2 separate regions of the Mus musculus genome follow, and region 1 is linked to region 2. The links are chromatin loops, found by intact Hi-C in ENCODE. Cell type or tissue: gastrocnemius. All regions are shown on one strand. Links, peaks and the distances in the headings refer to the core of each region. The heading gives the core; the rest is flanking DNA.

Region 1 (8,134 bases), core at 2,157-7,156, 890 kb after region 2:
CTCCAACATCCACTGAAAGTATAGCCAGAAATCTCTTTGGCCCAGTTTGTAGTCGTTCATAATTTTACTTCTGAAAGAGTTACAGGCGCCAAGATTCTAAAACGGGCTACGCTGGCTTGAGAAAAGGCTAACAGACATATGTAAGTACTCTAAAAATCCTGGCACACTTTACTAAGTTATCACAACACTATAAACTAAAAAGCCAAAGATCAAGGTAACTTATCAGCCCACCATAGGAAAACCCTACAGACTGCCAGAGACATACATCATTGCCTTAGGGTTAAAGTCATTTGCAATATTACGCTACATAGCAACACACCAGAAGATAAATGCAATAATAAAACAGGCGTTTAAAACAGAAGTTAAACAACATAGAAAAACTCAGTATCAAATTCTAAACTAAAATCTATGCCCCGCCTTGTTTTACAAATCCTTTCATCTCTAAATTAGTAGCTACCATTTTTCTAGACCTCATCTTTCGGGGGGGGTGTTAACTGGGACACCCCTACTCCCACACAACACACACACACACACACCCGCCTCAGCCTTTGCCTAAAGTAAGAAGCCGCCATGCAGGAAAAAAAAAAAAAAAAAAAAAAAAAAAAAGATGGTTGTGATTGGACTGCTGTCCTTGGACTTTAGCTTACAAACTCTCATTACTGCGCATCGAGCTGTGGGCGTGACTCGGTGGCGAAACGCTGTGGGCGTGGCTCAGTGGCAGAACTATTTTGCTTTGCCAGGACCAAATCTGGATAGGGTCCCTAGCACTGAAAATACAAATAAATAAAAACCTGCTTCCTCTTCCTCGGAGTCTTCATGTGGATGTCAAATGTTTAGAGGTCAGAATTCATATGGGCACTCTTTCAGGTCTCCTGGTGGACAACTACCTTCCGATGGACCTTTAATAAAAATCTCTCAAAGTGAAATGTGCATTGGCCAAATGGAACTATCCGAAGCATCTCTGCGATGCTGATGTGATGCACACTTGACGGAAACTTTTTATTGTCGTTTTTATAAGTATAGTTTTGTTAGCATTATCTGATTGACCTCGGTAGATAGTTGTTCTGTATTCCTAAACTAAAACAATTACTCTTTATAGGTACAGGCCAAACTGTTTTTACAAAATACCACTCTGTAATTAGAAATCTGGGTATCTAGAAGCAAGGGGTATATTTTGCAGGGGGATGTAGAGTAAATGTTTGTCTCCTCCTGCTGTGGAAATAAATATGCCGGAGCCCTTTCAGACCCACTCCTTGCTGCATCGTTTTCTTTTTACCAGGTCTGTCAGCTCCCACTTTCTCCCTTCTAGCTGGGTTCAGTCAATGGAAGAAACAACAGAAAGCCAAATGGGAGGAGCAGGGAAACACGTTTATGTGCCGGATGTTTACGTTGCTGTGCCTTGAAGAACGTTTCCCTTCCTCTGAGTCCCCCAGAATGGTGACCGCTGTCTCCTGTTGCTAGCCCTGGTCCTTCATTATCCCACACTGGTTTGGTTTAACCTTTCACCCGACTGCTTACTGGTCCCATCATTCAACTCTCTTCGGCCACCCCTCTAAACTGTGCCATCTGCTTCCTGTCAGGACAGATGCTCTGAATTTCTTCCCAAACCAAGATTTCTTCTGCCATTGCATAGAATTTGTTTTATATCGTATAGTGAACATAGAACGGTTTCTTCCAAAGTCCCTAAAGTCACTTTCATGTGTAGAAACTTCACAGTCAATCAATCAAAGTCTTGGTTTGGCCTTTCACTTTTCAAGAAAGGAAAGTAAACATGGGTGCTGGGGAAAATCGCTCAGTGATTAAAATCAGTGGCTGCTCTTCCGGAGGACTTTGGTTCAAGTCCTGTGACCCACATGGTGGGTCACAACCATGTGTAACTCTAGTGCCAGAGGACCTGATGCCTTCTTCTGGGCCCTCAGGCACCAGACATGCACAAGGTGCACAGGCAGGCAAAATACTGGCACATATTTTTTTTTAAAAGAACAAGGAAAGAAGAAAAAGTAGCCTCGCTGTTTGCTCTTTTGATCTCTAAATAATAGCATCTCTGATCAATAATATAGAATACTCTACATCTCTTGACAGAGCCTATCCCTGGAGTTATCCTGCTATGCAGTACTTCTCAAACACCCAGGTGAGAGAATTCCTTAGGACACTGTGAAGTAAGCCAAGGTCACAGACGAATCTTTAGCAGAGTGCAAATATCTAGAGAGTATACTAGACCTGCCTTATCTCTGAGGACTTGTTTTTATTTGGGAGTTGGATTGAGACTTTTTTTTTAATCAAGAGACAATTTAAGAAATTTCCCTAAACAATCTGATATCACATTTTCTTTTTTTTTTCTTTCTTTTTTCTTTTCTTTTTTTTTTTTTTTTGATATCACATTTTCTGTAAGGACATGGTTGAGTGGATTTCTTGTTTTTCATTGTTAGTACTTAGGGTCATATTTAAGTGTTCACTGCAGAAATACAGGGTTTTTTTTCCTCCGTCCTTTGCTCTGATTCTTCATCCACCGAGCACCACGCTAACGTCTGTCATCACACAGGGCTTTTGAGTACTTCCTACAGTAAGCTAATAGAGGCAGTCTATGCTCCCGTATCCTGCGCTTGGAGGGTGAGATGTGCCAGTCGTGCCCTATGTGAGATTTTCCACTCCCTGTCACGGCAGTACATCTTATTATTCACAGCTAAATTAGAATTCTGATCCTACTCCAGTGCTCTATGTGTTTTAGTTCACATGAACCAATTTCTCATCACCAATTCATCTTCCTAAGCACTGATAAAGAAAACTTCTCTAGGCTTTGAAGTGGAAAGGCAGCGTCCGTCTGCTTTCTGTAAAACGTGGGCACCTCTTCCAGCTGCACTTCTTCTTAGCACAGCTGTCGGTAGAGCTGCAGGGAGAGGCTCACTTTGGAGAGAAATCATTGGGAAACCTCCAGTTACTCTGAGCACTAGGAAGCAGATTCTGTTTCCTGTCCACATCTTTCCTTCTTCAGGATCAGGAAGCTGGGTATCAACTGCACAAGATCTTTTAGAAGATGTTCCCGGGCCTCTCATCTTTGTGAACTACTTTTGAATGCTTAAATGTGGGATGACCAAACCGAATGAATTAAGCAACTGAAAACAAGTCTCCATCAATTATTATACCATCACAGGGGATATAGAATTCACACACAATTGACATTATCCATACGGCCCCTTTTAATATTGTAGCTGTTTGAAAATCATTCTTGTCCAAAAAGTAATTTCTTCCTTCCTTTAAAATAATACTTATTTTTAAAAATTGTGTGTGTGTGTGTGTGTGTGTGTGTGTGTGTGTGTGTACATGCATACACTAAATGTGTACTGTGCGTAAGAAGGCCAAAAGCGGGCATTAGATTCCCTGGAATTGGAGTTACAGGTGGTTGTAAGACACCATGTGGGGGTTCATAAACAAACCTGGGTCCTCCCCAAGAGTAGCAAGTGCTCTGAACCACTGACCCATCTCTCAGACATCCAAAAGTAACTTCTTACATGTTCACAAGGCAAAGCAGGCCTCCAGCCATTGATTGACAGTCTTCCTCTAAAGCTGACTGATGCTTTGTTTTCCCTCTAGCTCTGAAGTAAATTGTCCGACCTGCTTCACCTGGACATTAAATGGGATGCCCATGACTGCTTGACTTTTGGAAATTAAGATGAAGGACTGGGATGGAGTTGGTTGGTAGTTGGTCAGTTGTCCAGCTTGCACGGGCCCTGGGTTCAGTCCCCAGCACCACACAAGGCAGGCGTGGTCAAGCACACCTGTGGTCCCAACACTCAGGAGGTGGAGGCAGGAGGATCAGGAATACTATCAAGAGTTCAGGGTTATCCTCTGATACATAGTGAGTTGAGGTCAGCCTAGACTATGAGACCATGTCTCAAAAAGCAAGGTGTCCCTATGAACTATATCAAAATTCCAGTCAAAAACTACCATCTTAACTAGTAAACGTACTCTAGTGTAACCTTCTAATGCAATTTAATTTTCTTTGCTCTTTATTGCCTTATTCAAATTTTGCTATCCTATCGCCTGCATGTCCTACTTCCATGAATTCTTTGTGGGAACAGTTTTTACAAAACACAGAAAGTGCTTTCTTTAATGTCTACTCCTTACTGCCCTCTGCAGGCAGAAGAGAAGAATAAGTGGCCAGATTTTTTATTTTTTTTTTTTTAACTCACATTCTCAGCCTAAGAGATTCTCACCCAATGGCAAAGTTAAAAGTAACTGGTGATTTTTTTTTTTTGAGACACTAACCATTAACAACCAAACACTATCTAAGCACAGAAATGGCTTCCCGTTGCTCCTTGTTGCACAGAGACCCCGGAGAACTATGCATCCTACTGGCAACAGCTCCTCCCATCTCCGGCACTCACATACGAATAAACACCAAAGTCTTCAGTAACTCCGGATCACAGCTTGGGTCTCTATACAATGTTCCTTTCGATTTGTAAAACTGGAATCTGAGTGGCAGCGTTCAGACTCAATAGTTACAGTGACATACAGGTGCAGGCATGAAAACTTCAACTTATGAATACTACACAAAAGACAACCAATGTGGGAGCCCCTGTAACGCAGCCACCAGAGATAAAGTGAGATGTTTCATTTTCTTTTTACTGAAAGTGTTAGGGAGGCTGCAAGATAACTAGCCAGCAAACCGCTTCAGTTTGTATACAAAGGCTGCTGATTATGCATGAGTTTCTTTTTCTCTACTTTGTATGGACAGCGGCACCGTCAGTGATGTCATCTAAAACAACAGACATGAATATATTGTGCCAACTGAGCCCAAATCAATGACCTGAGTAATGCAATCAGGGTACCACTATTATTTGCCCACTAAACCCTCCGCGTCTGTGAGAAAGAAATGCTAATCCTATGCACTTTCACGGAATAGATTTCGTGGGAAAGAAAACCAAGCCCTGTTTACTTTTATTTACATTCTAATAAGTTCTTAAGGAAAATGGACCACAGGATTCGATGTCATTGGGAACATCAGGAAATGTTGCAGGACTGTGTAAGTACCAAATTCAGTTACTGGTGAGCGAGCACACTCTGAGATAAGAATATTCCTACCAAGGATATTTTCTAAAGAAATGCTCTCCTCCATTCAAAAGGAGGTTTCTCCTGCCTGGGACTGAGGGGTTGGTGAGTCTGTGGTTCTTGTGAGGAGCACTGTCAGTCCAAGTAGCATGACTTCTTTTAAGATATAGAGATAGAAATTAAATATAGATTCATGTATATGTATATGATGTATGTGTATATGTATAAAAACAGTTATGCTTATTGTGTATAATTTTAGGTAAATGTAAAATCATAAAATCACAGCATTCCAAGGAATTCCAAAACAACATAAACTATTATGGCCCTGGATACCTCTCAAAGGCTGAAGGAAAGTCTCTTGCTGAAGACACTTTACATTTAACACACAGGACTCAGACCATTCGAGCTGGATCTGATCTAAAAGCCTCCTTCCTGTGGCTAGCTTCCATGCTACCAGACAACGCTACACAAGCTGCCAAAGGAGGGAAGCAATTTTCAGCCCCACCCAGCAATGACACCTATGAACCACAACAAGGACCAGCAAGGCAAGAGAGCCACAAAGACACAGTAAACGGCACTCCCAAGTCAGTTGTAACTAACAGCTGTCTAATTGGATGCAAAGCCCACTGGACAAGAGGTAAACCATGCCTGTTACTAGAACCTAGCCAAATTCCCCAGGGGTAGTGAGGTCAGGGGTCTTAGAAGAGAATCTACTACATAGCATAACTGTGCTAGCGCAACATAATTTCTAATCCCATTCTAAATTGTATCCTTATATCCATGGGTAAATGTAACTATCACCACTCATCATGGAAGAGTCTCTTAACAGCCAATGAGAATTGTCACAGAGAACCACAACTGGACACAATTTGGAGATCAAAGGATTGTGGGAAGCCCGGCCCCATCTACATCACTTCACATTTATATCATAGATGCTCTTGCATCTATCACTCAAGGAACATCTCAGAAGAGGAAGCAGAAAAATTGGAAGAGTTAGAATACCAGGATGTCTGCTTACAAAACAATCTCTCATAGAAGCTGTTGCATAAAAGAAGCCTGAACAAAGGCAATAGGACATCTCAATAGAGTCTACCCCTAGACAAAGAACTGCAGGCAGCTAATGACTGTACAAAAAGAAAATTAACCTCTCCTATGAATGTCACCCAATACAAAGAGATCAGCTCTGAGACCATATACACACAAACAGCAAAAACACACTCAACAGGTTATATTCGTATATTTTTACATGCTTAATGTAACTATAATAATCGAAGAAAAAAGTTTATTATTGCAAGTGAGGAAAAATAAAAGAAGTTGGGGGAAGAGACTTGGGAGGGGTTGGGGAAGGAAAGTGATATAACTACATTTGAATTAAAATGTGTATAAATGAAAAGTTAAAATAATTTTTAAAAGTAATTGGTTGCCCCCCAAAAAATGCATTCACATAGCTTATAAACACCCTTCCACAACTATGGAATGATTTGTAGCATTTCTGATATAGGAGTCAGCACTGCTTTGAGTGGATGTGGTGGTTTGGGTATGCTCGGCCCAGGGAGTAGCACCATTAGGAGGTGTGACCTTGTTGGAGTAGGTGTGTCACTGTGGGTGTGGGCTTAAGATCCTCATCCCAGCTGCCTGGGAGTTAGTCTTCCACTAGCAGCCTTCAGATGAAGATGTAGAACTCTCAGCTCTGCCTGCACCATGCCTGCCTAGATGCTGCCATACTCCCATCTTGATGATACTGGACCAAACCTCTGAACCTGTAAGCCAGCCCCAATCAAATGTTGTCCTTTATAATACTTGCCTTGGTCACAGTGTCTGTTCATAACAGTAAAACCCTAAGACTGTGGGCAAGATATATTTTGAAAGATTTCTAACTTTTAATTCAGTGTTTCTAAGCTTTGCTAAAGCTGCAACCCAGTTCCTCAGGTTGTCATAACCCCCAACCATAAAATGACCTTTTTTTGGGGGGGGGAGGGGGTTGAGACAGGGTTTCTCTGTATATCCCTGGCTGTCCTGGAACTCACTCTGTAGACCAGACTGGTCTCGAACTCAGAAATCCGCCTGCCTCTGCCTCTGGAGTGCTGGGATCAAAGGTGTGTGCCACCACTGCCCAGCTATAAAATGATTTTCATTGCTACTTTATCACTGTAATTTTGCTACTGTTATAAATAAAATGTAAATCTCTGTGTTTCCCAATAGTCTTTGTAAGACACCGAAGCTGGGCCGCCACTCAAGTCCCGGGATGAGCTGGCCAGCACCCCAGTGACCCGAGAGAAAACCACACCTGATGCAAACTGCAAGAGGTTTTATTATCAGTTAGCTGAGGACAAAGTCCCTCTGCCATGCAGGGCAGGGGAGTTTGACCCTGAGCAGTGACAGTAGGGGGCTTTTAACAGCTAGCTGAGGAATTGGGAGGAGTTGGGAGGAGAGTTGGGAGGAGTTGAGAAGAGTTGGGAGGAGTTGAGAAGAGTTGGGAGGAGTTGGAAGGAGTTGGGAGGAGAGTTCTTCTCTTCCAGGTGTCCTTGGTGAAATTTACAAGGCAGGAGTGAGGAGTGAGTTCTTTCTGAATTTTTATCTCCCGTGTCCTCGGCACAGGAAGGCAGGCATCTCTGGTTGTAAAGTATAGAAACAAAAAGGCTTTTTGCTGGCTATAGTGAACAAAGAGCTTCTTTCTGGCTGTATTTTTAGAGATCAGGGAAAACAAGCTTGGGGAACGTCCCAGGGGCTTTACCTTCCAGGGAGAAATGCTCTAAATCGGGGTCCCACATCTTAGGTGCTCCCTTCTATAGTTGCATCTGTCCCCCACCCACAGGTTAAGTTCCCTCTCTGCCTGCTTTGAGATCAATTGATCTCATTCTAGTTATGTCTTTATAATAAATATAGAATGGATTTAACTCTGACTTACATTCTTTCCAATACCTGGAAACCTAAGCTTTCTGAAATGAAAAATATTTCTTCAAAAGCTATGAAGCAGGTAGCAGAGCAGGATGGGGTGGGGTGGGGCTGTGGGCGGGCACACATGTAATTCCTGCAATTGGGAGAAGGAGTTCAGTTCAAGGTCAGCCTCAGCTATGTGGTTATT
Region 2 (8,134 bases), core at 1,440-6,439:
GGGATAGCCATGATAGGTCCCAAGACATGGGAAGGGTAGATTTGAACAATGTGGCAGGGGATCCTGCAGAAAGTTGACTTCAAAGTGACTTAGTAAACTAAAGGGTTAAAGAGAATACAAGGTAAGTGGGTACTAAGCAGTTCTTGGGGCTCTATAGAAACTTAAACACATTTAACTGTCACAGCCTTTAGCCACGCATCTATCTTGCCTGTGCTTTTCTAAGATAGTGTCTTGATATGTCCAGGATGGTTTTGAACTCCCTGTGTTGTCCAGGCTGGTCTTGAATTCATGACCCTTTGCCTCCTTCTGTCTTATGCTGGGATTAGTAGTATATTTTGCAGGGGATGTGACTGAAGTACCAAAAAGTCAAGTTATTTACTCAAAATAATATACATGGTGAGTTTAACACTAGAGGGAATGATGGAATTTGGCTTAGAAGACATTATGGCTCCAGAGCCCACCTTATCAGCTGTCATGTTTTGCAACCATACAGCACCAGGGAAACTTTTTAGTCACTAACACACTGCTCAGAAATCTCTTCCTACCAAGAGTGATGTTTCCTTTGCTATGAAGTCCTATCTACTACGCTTCTGAAGGTTCTTTTTTTTTTTTTTTATGTCTTAAGCAAGACTATTCTAGGAGTTCTTGATCCTCTTATATCCCAGTAGAATGTGTTAGCAAAAGATCAGGGCACAATATGACTTTTTATGGATCCTACACCTGCTTTAGCACCCCCTTTGTCTCTTAAACACAATGGCATCCACCACACAATAAAAACCTTGAGATGGAGTGACGATAGGACCAGAAAAAATAGCTTTACTTTGTAAATATAAATTTTAAATTAAGTATTATTTTTGTAAATATGAATACAAATCTCTATACTACAGAAATTAAGGAAATCATAAGCATAGAGTTTCATCAACTCTGCCATATTCAGTTTGGAGGGCAGAAAGGAGGAAACGATAAAGTACTAACTTGCTAACTGTAACGTACACCTTTGTTTCTGTCTCTGCTCCATCTTCTGTCTTCCAAATACACACACGTGGGAGGGGGAAATGACAGATTATCACCTATAAGTGACACTTTGCCAATATGATTTTCTTAAAACATTCAAGAAAGCACAATTACTTCCTTTACCCGAGTTAAAGCATGAGGGTCAGTGGAAAGCAGACAGAGCCGCTCGCTTCTTGGGAAGTAGCCAACACCTTCATTCTCCAGCTTGAAGGACGGAGAGCACGCGGTCCCGACTTACTGGCAGCATCCTTTCGTGATAACACTTTTATTCACAAAGCAAGTCAGACCAGCAAGTAAGACCCTCTGGCTCGCACACAGGCTGATGTCACTCATGACCATGACATAGAACCTAGGCTTTGAGAATGGTTTTTTCCTACCTTGTCTGAACAGAGGACAAGCGACAGTACTGAGAGACATCCCAGAGGCAAGTCTGCCAAGATGAATGTTTCCAGTATGTGACATTTACCTGACCTCATTTGACACAAATTCATACTAGCCCATGCCTAATTCTTCCTGTCTGTCACCTTTGGTCACTCTCTAGGCATCTTATAAACTCTAGCAAGGCCCCGCTCTCCCAAGACATCTGCTTCTTCCATCTTACAGTGCTGAGACTGCATCAGGAATAGTTTCCCACATCCAAGCTTGTTGACATCCAGCCTCACTTTCACGGGCCGTTAAGATTCTCTAAGAGAAGCTCATCCAGAGCCCCATGCTGGAGGAAAACACACCAAAGAATGCTTTGCACAGAAGCAAAGGTTCTTATTGCAGCTTTGTTCAATATAATTGATGCCAACTCTCCAGATTCGTTGGAGAAATCATAATAACATTAAGATTAGCATTCATGTAGTCCTCGTTCTCTGGGATTTCATAAAGCAGTCAGTGCAATGGTGTGGTAAAATATATCACATCTCAAAACTACAAAGTGCACCCAAGCACAGTGGCTCTCACCGCTAACCTCGCCACTCAAGCGGTCAAGCCAGGAGGCTCACCGCAAGCCCGAGTCTGCACTACAGAGTATGTTCCAGACCAGCCTGGGCTACAAAGTTAGATTATATCTCAAGAAATAAAATCAAACTAAAATCATAGAACTTTGATTGTAAACTTGAAGAGACTTAAGTGTTCGTAATTAATAAGTGGAGTTGTGAATAAAACTCAATTGCCCACTGTGAATCATTGGTCAGAGTAGTAGCTTTTCTATCTTTCTTCACTAATAACGGTGGTATTATCTACATATTTTATCAATCAAATGTGATAAAGTATGAAAGGAATGGCTATTTAGTATCTTTCCTGAAATTCTACAAGTAAGCAACAGAGGATATCTTTTTTTTTTTTCAGATTTGTGATTGTCTCCTTCCAAAATACCACACAGTAATGAAAAGTTGTTGTTTCATGTTTAAAGGAGAAGAGAATAATTCACTGGGGTCCTAAGCGTTGCTTTAATTGTATTTTTAAACGTGGGTCAGCAGGATAACTCAATGGATAAAAGCTGCCACACAAGCCTGATGACCTGGCTTGGATCCCAGGACCACGTCAAAAGCTGGAGATGCTGCTACCAGGCCACCAACCCCAGTGCTCCTATGAGCTGGTAGGAGGGGACTGGATAGTCACTCAGAGGTTCATGGGGTAGCCAGCCTGGAGCTCACAAGGCAGAAAAACCCTCCTTCTCTCCCTCTTCCCCTCTCTCCCCCTCCCCCCTCTCTCTCCTCATCTTCTCCTATATCCTTATCTCTCTCTCTCCTTCTTGCCCTCCTTCTCTCAAAATTTAAAATTGTCTTTAAAATGTAAACCTGAATGTCAACGGCATCTTGCTGCTGTAGTCATACGGATACCTGGGTTTCTTCCCTAGTCATGGTCCTTCCATACCAAGAAAGAGTCTACACCACACACACCACACACACACACCACACACACACACACACACACCACACACACACACACACACCACACACACACACACACACCACATCACACACACCACACACACACACACACCACACACACACACCACACCACACACACACACACACACACACACACCACATCACACACACACACACACATACACACACCACACACCACACAGATACACACACACACCACCCCCCACACCACCACCACCCCCACACATCCCACGCCACCCACACACACACACACCACACCACACCACACACACACACACCACACCACAGCGCACACACACACATCACACACACACCACACCACACACCACACCACACAGACACACACACACCATACCACAGCACACACACACCACAGCACACACACACACACACACAGACACACACACCACACCACACCACACACCACACACACACCACACACACACACACACCACACTACAGCACACACCACACCACACACACACACCACACACACCACACCACACACACACACACACAGACACACACACCACACCACAGCACACACCACACACACATACACACACACACACACACACACACACACACACACCACCCTACAATTTTTTTGAGATTTTCATTTTCACATTTATATTTGTGAACAGAACTTTTTTTTTTTTCCAAGAGAACCAGATGCAGTGCCTAGCATAGCCTCACGGTGGTGGTAAATCATCACTAATATTCTGTCAAGGCCCATGGCAAGCTTTGTAGAAACCACAGAAGGCACTGCAGCATTCCTCCTGGGAAAACAAGAAGGGATTTGTTTCTAAGCTGTGGTTCTTCTCAACCAACCTTGAACAATGACCTTGGCACGCTCAACAAATCTATCAGCAGGGTTAATGCAAGGCTGCGTTTCTCTCCTGGCGTTGCCACAACACATTACTCTGAAGACTTATTATTTTATCCCTAAAGAGAATTTTGTGGGCTTATCTTTAAAACCATTGTGTTGATTTAGAATTCTCAACTTGGATTACGGCCATAGTGTTGGCATTTAAGATAACATTTACTGCGTAACCTAACTTGATGTGCTCCCTGAGAACCGTTTATTAAATCTTTACTTCTCCTAGCCCCCAATTTTCAACTTGAAATCTGAAAATTAGCTTTTTCTCCGCTTTTTTTGTTTGTTTGTTTTGTTTTGTTTTTTTCGAGACAGGGTTTCTCTGTATAGCCCTGGCTGTCCTGGAACTCACTCTGTAGACCAGGCTGGCCTTGAACTCAGAAATCTGCCTGCCTCTGCCTCCAGAGTGCTGGGATTAAAGGCGTGTTCCACCACGCCCAGTCATTTTCTTATTTTAAGACAGACCCAAAAACGTAACAAATCATCTTTATGGATCCACAGTTATGTAGTAACATAAACAGCCTACTGCAAAACCCTTTAAAATTGGCCCTAAAGGATTACTGTGCAATTTAATTGAACATTGCGACTGCTTGAAGAACTTTAACAATTGTTATTAGTGTGTGCATATGTATGTGCCATACCACGTGCAGAGCAGTAAGGGGACAGTTTGTGGGACTGATCCTCTCCATTCTCCTTTAGTGGGTCCCAGGGATCAAACTCAGAGCTCCGGGCTTGCACGCCAGCGCCTTCATGCACAGAGCCATCCTGCCAGACCTCCTGGAAGAGTTTGTAAAGCAATAGGGCCTGATTTAATCGCTCTGGGGTAAGGTTTGAGGTTGGGGTGTTTGGGATAACCTCCAGCAGTTGTAACGAGCAGCCACAGCTGAAAATCGCCATGGCTTAGAGGCATGTCCCCAAACGAGGGTCAGATTAATGTATAGAAGCTACCAATCTTATATGCTTAAAAACCTTAAGTAGTTTCCCATCAAAGATGGCAGCTTGGTGACTTGAAGCCAAATCTTTGCCATGAATGTGTTTATTGGATCTATTTAAAAACGGCTCAGATTAAAATTTTAAAACTGAGAGATGTCACATAAAATGTAGGTTTCCTACTTAAAAAAAAAAAATCTCTTGCCGTACAAAGTCACATTCCCACACAAATGGCATCTGCAGCTGAGAGGTGTTGTCCTTTAGACATGTTGTGTAGGCTCCAGTTGAATCAGCCCACTGTCCCTCATTTATGCATCCTATACGACTCATTTCCACAATCCACCTGGTCCCTTGGATCATTGGTTTATGACCCTAGTCTAGAAGAAGCTTACACTTAGCTTCTTACAGTCATTCATTCATGTAGTCATACATTCATTAAACAGATTCATTTCGTAACTTTGCTGTGCAGATATTTGGCATTCGATTCCCTCTCTGGCCCCTTTCCTTCTAACTTCACAGTCCCCTCCTTTCACCAAGTTGTTCTAAGCAGCAGTTACAGCAAGACATATCTGTAGCAATAACACGCTGGTTCATTTCTGAAGCTCCCTGGTGACCTGGACCAATGGTGTGTGAACAGAAGAAATATGTCAAACATTCACGTCCACAGAAGAAAGCTGGCTGCCTTTCTCTCTTTCTTTCTCGGGAGCTGGAGTGAAGACAAGGTCCAGAAGAGTAAAGAGGCAGGGATGAGAGAAAAGATGGAAGGAGAGAAGACGCGGAGGCGGGAGTGGGGTGGGGGTGGGGCTGTGGGCAGAAGGGGAGTTCTCAGGTTCTCCCTAACAGGACAGTGGGGTTGCTTCACCCTTTGCATGGGGAATGGCCCCCATAGGCCCACATACTTGAACACGTGCTCCCCAGCTATTTGCTGCTGTGGTCATGGAACATTAAGGAGGTGGAGACTTGCTGCAGGAAATGAGTTTCTGGGGCTGGCCCCGAGGTTGACATAGCTTTCCACATCCAGCTTCCAGTCTGGCCTCTGCTTCCAGTTCTGCTGAGAAGTGAAGAGGCCCAGCCATGTGACCCTGTCATGAAGTTGCCTGAGGTCACGCCTTCCCTGTGTCCCTTCTAACTGCATGCCAAATGAATCCCCTCCCTTAAGCTGCTTGGTCAGGTATCTGGTCACAAAGACAATGAGAGATGCCAATTCAAGGCAGAGGAAAATCTAGATGTGTAGCTCATAGTGAATTACTATACATATCACTATGCATTTTATTATATTATGACTTATTCTTGCTTTGAATAGGAGATGCAACCGTGTTGCAAACAGTGGGTAGACAAAATGAACAGAACTTGGATTTGACTTGTGCTAGTGAAATAACTCAGTCACAGGAAAGACATCGTGTCATTCCATGCAGATGCTGCTGGCAGAGCCCTAAAAGTTAGAGACAAGGAGCTGAGAATGAAGGGGGCCGTTTAATGGCATAGAGCAGCAGTTCTCAGCCTGTGCACCAGAGGTTGCCTATGGCCACTGGAACACGTAGGTATTTACATTATGATTCATAACAGTAGCAACAAAAATAGTTGTATGATTGGAGGTCATCCGAAGTCGAGGAACTGCATTAAAGGGCCATAGCCTTAGGGAGGTCGAGACCCACTGGCAAGTTTCAGGCTTACAAGAGGAGAATATTCTCACGAGCTGTTTCACAGGAATGTGAAAACCCAGCACTCCTGAACTGCACACCTCACATGGTTAACACAGCGAGTGTGAGTCTTGGTAACCACAATGAAGGAAAAACGGAAAAGGAAGAAAGCGAAGGGGTCGTGTGATGATTGCCACAGTCGGGGTGTGGTCACGGATGTGTAGGCACATAACCAAAATGAAGTCTGTAAGGACGGGGCCCGTCTGTACCTATCTAACTGTGGGGAAAATCATTGTTAAAACCAGTGTCACTTTAATTCATTCTCCTACTTTTACAACACACTCCACCCACACCTTCCCAGCTTCATCTCTGAGCACAAGGACAGCTGCCTCTGTGCAGACATGAGGACAGTTTTATCCAACCCAGTTACAAAGAGCAAGGGATGGGCTAAGCCTGTGCTGCACTAAATCCAAAATAATTTACAAGCGGTGACATCTCCAGCTGGCAGCGAGCTCTCAAAAGCTGTGTGTCTATGTCTCTGAGAACGAAATACAGCAACAGCTGGGCCAGTTGACTACGGCCAAGATACCGTAATCTGGCGTTTGAAGACATTTGCATCTCTGTAGAGAAATGGGCCTACCTGTGTCATGCACCTATCAATTTAGTGCCACTGACTCCAAGTGACTAGTGTCATCTCTCAGGACAATGTTCTCCAGAAACCCAGAGTGTGAAAAGAAGGCCTTGAACTGTATCAAAGCTTATCTGAGTGTCTTCACTGAGGTCTCTCCCCCCCCCCTCTCTCTCTCTCTCACACACACACACACACACACACACACACACACACCAGGGCTGCATTCCCTCCTGGGCACTGCTCAACTGTTCCAAGAGTTTGGATCTACTGCTCAGTAGATCCGAGAATTTCCCACTTTAGACAAGTGGCTGTTTCCCCACACAGTCATTACGAAAAGTTCCCACTGTCCATTTACTAACCCAGAAGCGCTTTTGTGAGTTTGGTAAATGGATTTTTATCTATTCGTATGATTACTGTCTTAATTCCTTGGCATTTTACACTCTCTCACAGATCAAGTCCTCTCTAGAGTTAGCAGTCACATGACCTTCAGCTCATTTGATCCTCAGATTCATCATCTGCAAAATGGGACAGGTCTTTCCCCCCCACCCCTAGTGGTCTGTACTGTTTTTTCTAAATATTTATTTTTTATTAGATATTTTCTTCATTTACATTTCAAATGCTCTCCCGAAAGTCCCCTATACCCTCCCTTTACCCTGCTCTCCAACCCACCCACTTCTGCTTCCTGGCCCTGGCATTCCCCTGTACTGGGGCATATGATCTCCGCAAGACCAAGGGCCTCTCCTCCCATTGATGGCCGCTTAGGCCATCCTCTGCTACATATGCAACTAGAGGCACAGCTCTGGGTGGGGGGGGGGGAGTACTGGTTAGTTCATATTTTTGATCCTCCTATAGGGTTGCCGACCCCTTTAGCTCCTTGGGTATTTTCTCTAGCTCCTTCATTAGGGACCCTGTGTTCCATCCAATGGATGACTGTGAGCATCCACTTCTGTATTTGCCAGGCACTGGCATAGCCTCACAAGAGACAGCTATATCAGGGTCCTGTGGGACAGGTCTTCTATAGGGTTGTTATATAAATTACATGAGAGGACCTACTGCAGAATCTGGCATTTAATATATGCTACTCAGAAATGAGTTTCCCTGTTTCCTCCTCAATCAAGAGCAGAAGCCAGGAACTTGGCTC

What was found. Hi-C counts contacts between places; a loop is a spot of excess contacts. Peaks named below come from ENCODE experiments on the same cell type or tissue, not always from the same donor. Only the 100,000 strongest peaks of a DNase experiment are listed, where the experiment ranks them.
Region 1: a loop joins it to region 2, with 7 times the contacts of the local background. A loop is called at or near these places in 13 of 42 quality-filtered maps.

What each region holds. Positions count from the first base shown.
Region 1 is chr12:52,006,758-52,014,891 of GRCm38, reverse strand. No RefSeq gene overlaps it. Among named protein-coding and RNA genes, the nearest start is that of Dtd2, 4.3 kb to the right of the region's middle. In gastrocnemius, for the core only: a CTCF peak has its summit at 4,135 (motif pointing left); no DNase peak of the experiment used is centred there.
Region 2 is chr12:52,891,407-52,899,540 of GRCm38, reverse strand. All of the region lies in intron 4 of Akap6 (A kinase (PRKA) anchor protein 6), which reads right to left. Among named protein-coding and RNA genes, the nearest start is that of Gm51971, 97 kb to the right of the region's middle. In gastrocnemius, for the core only: a CTCF peak has its summit at 3,619; DNase peaks (open chromatin) are centred at 2,552 and 3,654; H3K4me3 peaks cover 606 bases; H3K27ac peaks cover 2,308 bases.